Linked DNA regions of Homo sapiens: region 2 is linked to region 1. Evidence: chromatin contacts called from ENCODE Hi-C or POLR2A ChIA-PET data. All regions are on one chromosome and are shown on one strand. Each heading gives the region's core, a stretch centred on a gene start or an enhancer-like site at or near the end of the contact. The rest is flanking DNA. Distances are from core to core; before and after follow the strand shown. Region 1 overlaps ATG7 (autophagy related 7). Region 2 overlaps ATG7 (autophagy related 7).

Region 1 (3,287 bases), core at 225-2,724:
CTAAGCTTGAAATCTCAACATAGGCACTTGGGATGCATAATAAAACAGGCTTAGTTTACTTCGGAAGCAAAAAGAAAATAATTAGTCTCAATTTTTGAGCATCTAAACGTAACCAAATTTATCAACATTGCTTGTCAATTCTACATTCAATTTTTAGAGAAACTGGTCAGGATTGTGCTTCCCATAAAATATAGCCCAAGTACAGTTTTCAAAGGAAGCTTGTCAACTCAGAATAGAGAAATACATCCCTAGAATTCTCTTTCTTCCACAGTGGCAGACAGACGAAGGCTACACGAAAAATAGTTCCAAATTGTAACTGAGAAGCCACAGTTGGGGATTAGTGGTCACCAACATTATTTTGTATAGCACTTCAACATGAAAATCTTTACTTATCAGCAATCATGAGCCTTAAAAGCCCAGGTCAAGTCGCTGGGCAGCAGAAGGCTGAAAGGAACACTTGAAAGGAAATCAGCTATCACATACAGTGTGCATGTAAAAATCACTCAGATGGTATCCGAAAGCCTATTAAAACACGAGATGCCATCACTGTAGTTTTGAGATATATCAGCCGTTTCACATTACGATGGCTAACATACCAGCTCTATTTTTAGAGCTTCTGGAAAGATCAAAGCTGAAGGGGCCCTTTTAGTGGCTCCCCATCCAGGCCCCTAATCTCTGTTTACTTTTTCTTTGTAATTATGTGGATCTGCAGAAGATGCATAGCCAGGGCCGCCTCACCCTCAGAGTAACGCTTTAAAAAATTGCTCTATGAGGGTCCTGGCTAGGAGGGAACCCTCTGGGGAGGAACAAAGAGCAGTAAAGTTCAAATTCAAGACAAAATTAGCATGATGCAAGTATTGATACAGAGTTGAAATATTTTAACTCAGTCTCCCTACACATTTTCTCAGGCTGGTTTTAAACCACTGTGAGAATGAATACAGATCCATGAAAACAAAGTCCTTTCTGAGGGTTTAGACCCCACCCTTCCCCCACAAAAAGCCCTTAGTTGGTTTCAAGGGCTCCAGCTGGTGAGGCTGCGGTCAAATGCTGACCCGCTCACTTTTAAAAACAAGTCCCTCCAATACAAAATGACTTACTTTGGAAGAACAAGCTGTACATTTGTCAAATGCCAGGCTGACGGGAAGGACATTATCAAACCGTGAAAGAAATCCCCGGATCTAAAAACAAACAAAACAAAACAATTCACATCAAACACACAACGACCACATCTATGAAATGCACGTCTGGTTTCTGACAACAAGTAGGAAATGATTAATATGGCGGCCCGGAAAGAGATTATGAGCAAAAATAAGTTCGAAATGAGTATTTTCCCTTGTAACGTAATCAGTTTGCAGAAGAACTATATTAGGTCCTTTATTCCATTAGGAGCCAGGGCTTACAAGCTTTTCAAATATTTCTGACCTAAAAACAAACTGACTCTAAAATACAAAAAGCAAGCTGTAGTATCTAAAGTATTTTTTAACAAATGTCTTCCAAAATGTTGAACAGGTCCACTGGTATACTCAACTCTTAAGCTCCCACATGTGTTCTAGTGAATATGGGGTAAATACACATTTCTATGACATGATTTTGGGTGGGGTCTCACAAGGAAAGATGGCTTGGGGGACTGTGGAAGGCCGAAATGGCCCTAGACATATATCCAGTTATTTGCTTGATTTGGAACAGATAGAGATAAAATGTAAAACATCATCAGATTTATGGGGAAACAGCACCACCTTGAGCATAAAATTCTGGACTACAACTGAGTTACATTTCCAGAGTATCAGCTATAATCAGGTTTCACAAACTATAACTGAAGTAATTTATTCAGAACATTATACCTGTATATACTATACTTACACCAAAGGGGGAGCTTTAAGCTGTTCTATATATCATAAAAATATGAATGGTAACATCTCTAAACTCTCCATAGGACTCAACGTTTATAATAAACCAGACAACACAAATATTATGAATTAATTTATTTGACCTTTCAAATTCCCCATTTTATGTTGAAAAACCTCAGGCTCAGGAAGAATGGCAACTTGGCTCAGGTAAACAGTAAGTAATGGAGCCAAGACTCAAAAATGGACCTCCTGATGTGAACCTGCCCCCGGCCTGAGCTTCTCTGCTTCCCTCCCTCTCAGAATACCACAGCGTTTGTCTTCAACACTAGGTCTTCTCACAACTTTAACACTCTCACTTGAACAGAACAGAAGACCCGATCCACCACCGTTTAGCCATCCTATTAACACCATGCCCTCTCCCTCAAATCCCCCACCCCCCGAAAAACAAACAATTTGACAAACTATTTAAAGAAAAAGGCTTCTTTTGAGTTTTGGATAACTCCATCCTGATGCTCACACTGTAACAGTGTTAACTGTTTGTGCATACTTCTCTCTGGAAAAAAATCAAACCTGGAAAAACATGCCTACAGCAATTTTTTTTTTTTTTTTTTTTTTTTGGAGATGGAGTCTCACTCTGTCGCCCAGGCTGGAGTACAGTGGTGTGATCTCAGCTCACCGCAACCTCTGCCTCCTGGGTTCAAGTGATTCTCCTGCCTCAGCCTCCCGAGTAGCTGGAATTACAGGCGCCCACCACCACACCCAGCTAAGTTTTTTCTATTTTTAGTAGAGATGGGGTTTTGCCATGTTGTCCAGGCTGATCTTGAACTCCTGGCCTCAGGTGACCTGCCTGCCTCAGCCTCCCAAAGTGCTGGGGTTACGGGCGTGAGCCACCGCGCCCAGCCCGAATTTATCATTTCTATCAAACACTTGATCTCGGATTGCATTAAAAAACACATAGCATATTGATAAAGACATTTTAAAAATTTGGCAGGGCACAGTGGCTCACGTCTGTACTCCTAGCACTTTGGGAGGCTGAGGCGGGCAGATCACCTGAGGTCAGGAGTTTGAGACCAGCCTGGACAACATGGCAAAACCCCCACCTCTGCTAAAAATACAAAATAATTAGCCGGGTGTGGTGGTGCACCCATGTAATCCCAGCTCCTCGGGAGGCTGAGGCAGGAGAATCACTTGATCCTGGGAGGCAGAGGTTGCAGTGAGCTGAGATCCAGCCTGAGTGACAGAGTAAGACTCCATCTCAAAAAAAAAAAAAAAAAATTGGTAACTGGTATAAGTTAGATAGCCTCATCATAAACATATGAAAATATGACAACCTTTTAGTTCCTAACATCTCAGGAATGTGGTAACCATTTCATAATCCATGACCTGAGGCATAATCAGGGTCATAAGTTTGCTATTCAGGACGTCAAAATAGGAGACATC
Region 2 (3,181 bases), core at 642-3,141, 180 kb before region 1:
CCTCTCGCACTGCCCCATCGCGCACAGCGGCTGTGCCGCGCCCGGGCCTGCCAGCTACCGGAGGCCACCGAGCGGTGAGTGTCCCGGGCCTCCTCACCTGTCACAGCTGTGCTAGTGGCAGCAGAGCCCTTCTCTGTCATGCTGTTGGCTGAAACCTCTCGCCCCTGAGCCCATCTATTGCTGAGGTTGAAAAAGTATTTCTTGAGCACGTCCAGTGTGCGCCTAGCGTTGCGCATGACTTGGGTGGGAAGGGCATGAGAAACACACCGCCTCGCTCAGTTCCAGGGTCTCATGCCCTAGTTGCAGGGAGGGCAGCGGCTACTGTTATTTAAATTTAATGCCACATTCTCTTTCTGAACTCGGACTCTGGCCCAGTGCAGTTGGTACATCACCATTTTACAGAAAAGTGACCTGCCCAAGTGCCTGACTTAGCCGGGGGAGGTGGGTTCTGTCTGCAGAGCCCACGCTGACCGTGGCAGCCAGTCCGGCTCTGGGCTGCCTGAGGGAGGGTGCTGCAACCGTGCCTGTCTGTCTGCAGCCACCTGTGTCTGACTGCCTGCCTTCCTGCTTGCCTGCAGCTGCCACCACCTGTGACCCCGTGGTGGAGGAGCATTTCCGCAGGAGCCTGGGCAAGAATTACAAGGAGCCCGAGCCGGCACCCAACTCCGTGTCCATCACGGGCTCCGTGGACGACCACTTTGCCAAAGCTCTGGGTGACACGTGGCTCCAGATCAAAGCGGCCAAGGACGGAGCATCCAGCAGCCCTGAGTCCGCCTCTCGCAGGGGCCAGCCCGCCAGCCCCTCTGCCCACATGGTCAGCCACAGTCACTCCCCCTCTGTGGTCTCCTGAAGGGAGCGCCTCCTCCAACAACACGTGGATCTGCATGGTTTGCCTGAGCTTTGAACAGTCAGTACTTAAAAAAAAAAAAATCATGGGGGTGGGGTGGGGGGAAGGGAAGGGATGGTTTATTTGCAAAAACCATGTTGTTGGGATTTGTGTTCTGTTTTTGTACTTGCTTGGTATCCGTACAAGGGGGCCCTCAAACATGATAGCAGGAACTACGCGTGGAACATCTGTCTAATGTAGCATCCTTACTTCCTGCCTCAGTTACCAAAGAAACCTCTGATGCAGGTCTGCTGCCCCGACGGGGCCAGGACTCCACAGCGCTTTCTCAGTCACAAGCCATGATGAATTGGTGACTCAGACGCTTTGTGCTTTTTCCTTTGCTTCTTGAGACCGGGGTGTGTGTGGCTCAGCTTCCACGGCGTGTTTGGTTCGGTCCATGTGTGTGCGTGTGTATACTTGAAGAGAACTGTCGTGTCTGATTTGCACTATTGGAGGAGGACTAAAGTTGCCTGACAACTTTATGTGTTATGCCAGAACTCTGAGGGCAAACTGCTGAAAAACAAAGGGTTTAAGGATGACATTTCTGACCATTTGTGTGTTTGTTGTTGTTACTGTTTTTGTTTTTTTTAATGTAGACAATACAGCTTTGGAAGGGGAAGTCTCATACAGGTTATAGGTCTTTCTCTCTCTAGATTTCAGGTGCTTGCAACTGGACTGCAGACTCTACCAATCACGGGCATTTTATCTTCTCTGAACACTGCAGTTTGTTAGACTAGAGCTGAGGTTGGAGGATTCCATAGTGCTTTAAACGTGATGCATGTTTTAATGGAGAAAAAATAGCTGGTTTCTATTAATTATATAGACAGTAAACAAAAACCTTAATACTTACTATCTTCTTTTCAGAATTAGTTTATTTTTGTCAGTTACAGTCCTAGATATACTTACTGCTGGTACAGTTGTACTCTAAGATTGGTATTTGATATTCACTTTACTCACAAGTAGTGCGGGAGGCCAGCTCCTGGCAGGCCCTCGCGATGAGCAGTGGGTCAGCTGCGGTGTGGGATGCTGGAGTTTGGCTGCAGGCTGACATCATTTATTTTTGCATCCCTGTCTGCTTTGTTACAAGCTCCCAGGGGAGGTGGGGTTTGTGTCTTCCAACTTCCCTACATGCAGAAACTGCTCCCTTTGAACTCTCTTGGCTGAACAGCAGATTACTGACAGACAATCTGTGATATGGTGTTTTATACGCTTCCTCGTACGCTGGGGCCAAGGCAGTATACATTCCTCTGACTTTATACTGTTATTACTGCATTTATTATTTGCTATATTAATAGCTACTAACTAGAAATTAGATGAAGCAAGCATGACAGACACAGCTGTGGAGGTCACAGCTGCTCCTTTTTGGTCAATGAGCGTTTCTATCCCCTCCCCCTGGGGTGTGCTGTGTCCCACCTGGCCCACCAGAGGCTCACGACGATGGCACCTGACCAGGTGACGTGGGCGTGGTCACCTCACCTGCAAGGCTTTGTGGACTCTGCACACCGTATGACCCCCGGTTTTACAGTTTTTAGCTGTTGAATTTTGGAAATTGGCACTGGGTGAAAAGGTCGGAGGACTGGCTCTTGTAGTCACAGAGTGGCTGCAGGCCTTTGAAAAGTGGAGGAAAGAAAAGCCCTTCTCCTTGCCCCGCACACATTTCACTCCCACTGTACTGGGCTTCCAAGCTTTGGCATTCAGGCCCCTATATTTTCTGTAGGAAAAATCGTTGAGAACACTTTTCTATATGGGTGATTTTGAGACCATCGTTACGCTGTGCGTAAAGAATGTACAGAGAAATTTGTAGGTATTTTTTGAAGAACATTAATTTGTTAATGATATGTAGCTATTTAATTTTTCCCTTTCCTATTGTAATCATTCATTTTTTTTGTTGTTCGGAAAAAAAAAGTTGATCTTTTTTTTTGTCGTAGATTTGTCTGTAAAAGTGCAGGAACAGTTATTCTATGAGAACACTGCATCTGCATTCATAGCCACGAGTTTGTTATTGCTACAGGCTACTGAGCGTCGTAACAGGAAAACCACCCACAGCTGACCGGCTCGGTGGAGGACACTCCTGGGACAGGTCTCTTTGTCAGTGAACAAGGGCGTCACTCTGGGAGGGGTCGGCGGTGCTGGCGGCCGGGTCCCTGGTGCACTGACCTATCTGGGATAGGCAGTACCCTGGAGGGGGGCCTGGGGCAGAGGAGGCAGCAGAAAACCAAACATTTCACTGAGAAAGCCCCCTCCCTGCTCTAAGAAGGGGCTCCGTGAAGTTCTTCCCAGAGCCGCGCTGCCTGC

Evidence for each region. A loop is a pair of places that touch in the nucleus more often than their neighbours do. ChIA-PET counts read pairs that join two places held with the same protein, here RNA polymerase II (POLR2A). Pooled maps may share reads with other maps.
Region 2: a map of endothelial cell of umbilical vein shows a loop between it and region 1 (5-fold over the local background). The contact joins two enhancer-like sites. A Hi-C loop is called at or near these places in 13 of 168 maps with a recorded cell type or tissue (IMR-90, K562, Panc1 and 9 more) and 10 of 50 pooled maps. POLR2A ChIA-PET finds 5 or more read pairs at or near these places in 2 of 52 experiments (IMR-90 and Panc1).

The regions. Positions count from the first base shown.
Region 1 is chr3:11,377,863-11,381,149 of GRCh38, reverse strand. It overlaps ATG7 (autophagy related 7), which reads right to left. Exons shown (of 21, transcript NM_001349232.2): 19 at 1,098-1,178. Among named protein-coding and RNA genes, the nearest start is that of ATG7, 110 kb to the right of the region's middle. Within about 2 kb of position 1,474, at least 3 of the 41 ENCODE cell types and tissues checked have a DNase peak (open chromatin) inside an H3K27ac peak, as active enhancers do; they include Panc1 and endothelial cell of umbilical vein, where a contact is called at or near this core.
Region 2 is chr3:11,556,225-11,559,405 of GRCh38, reverse strand. It overlaps ATG7 (autophagy related 7), which reads right to left. Exons shown (of 21, transcript NM_001349232.2): 21 at 1,741-3,181. It overlaps VGLL4 (vestigial like family member 4), which reads left to right. Exons shown (of 5, transcript NM_001128219.3): 4 at 1-74; 5 at 579-3,181. The coding sequence ends at 850. Among named protein-coding and RNA genes, the nearest start is that of VGLL4, 86 kb to the left of the region's middle. Within about 2 kb of position 1,891, at least 16 of the 41 ENCODE cell types and tissues checked have a DNase peak (open chromatin) inside an H3K27ac peak, as active enhancers do; they include Panc1 and endothelial cell of umbilical vein, where a contact is called at or near this core.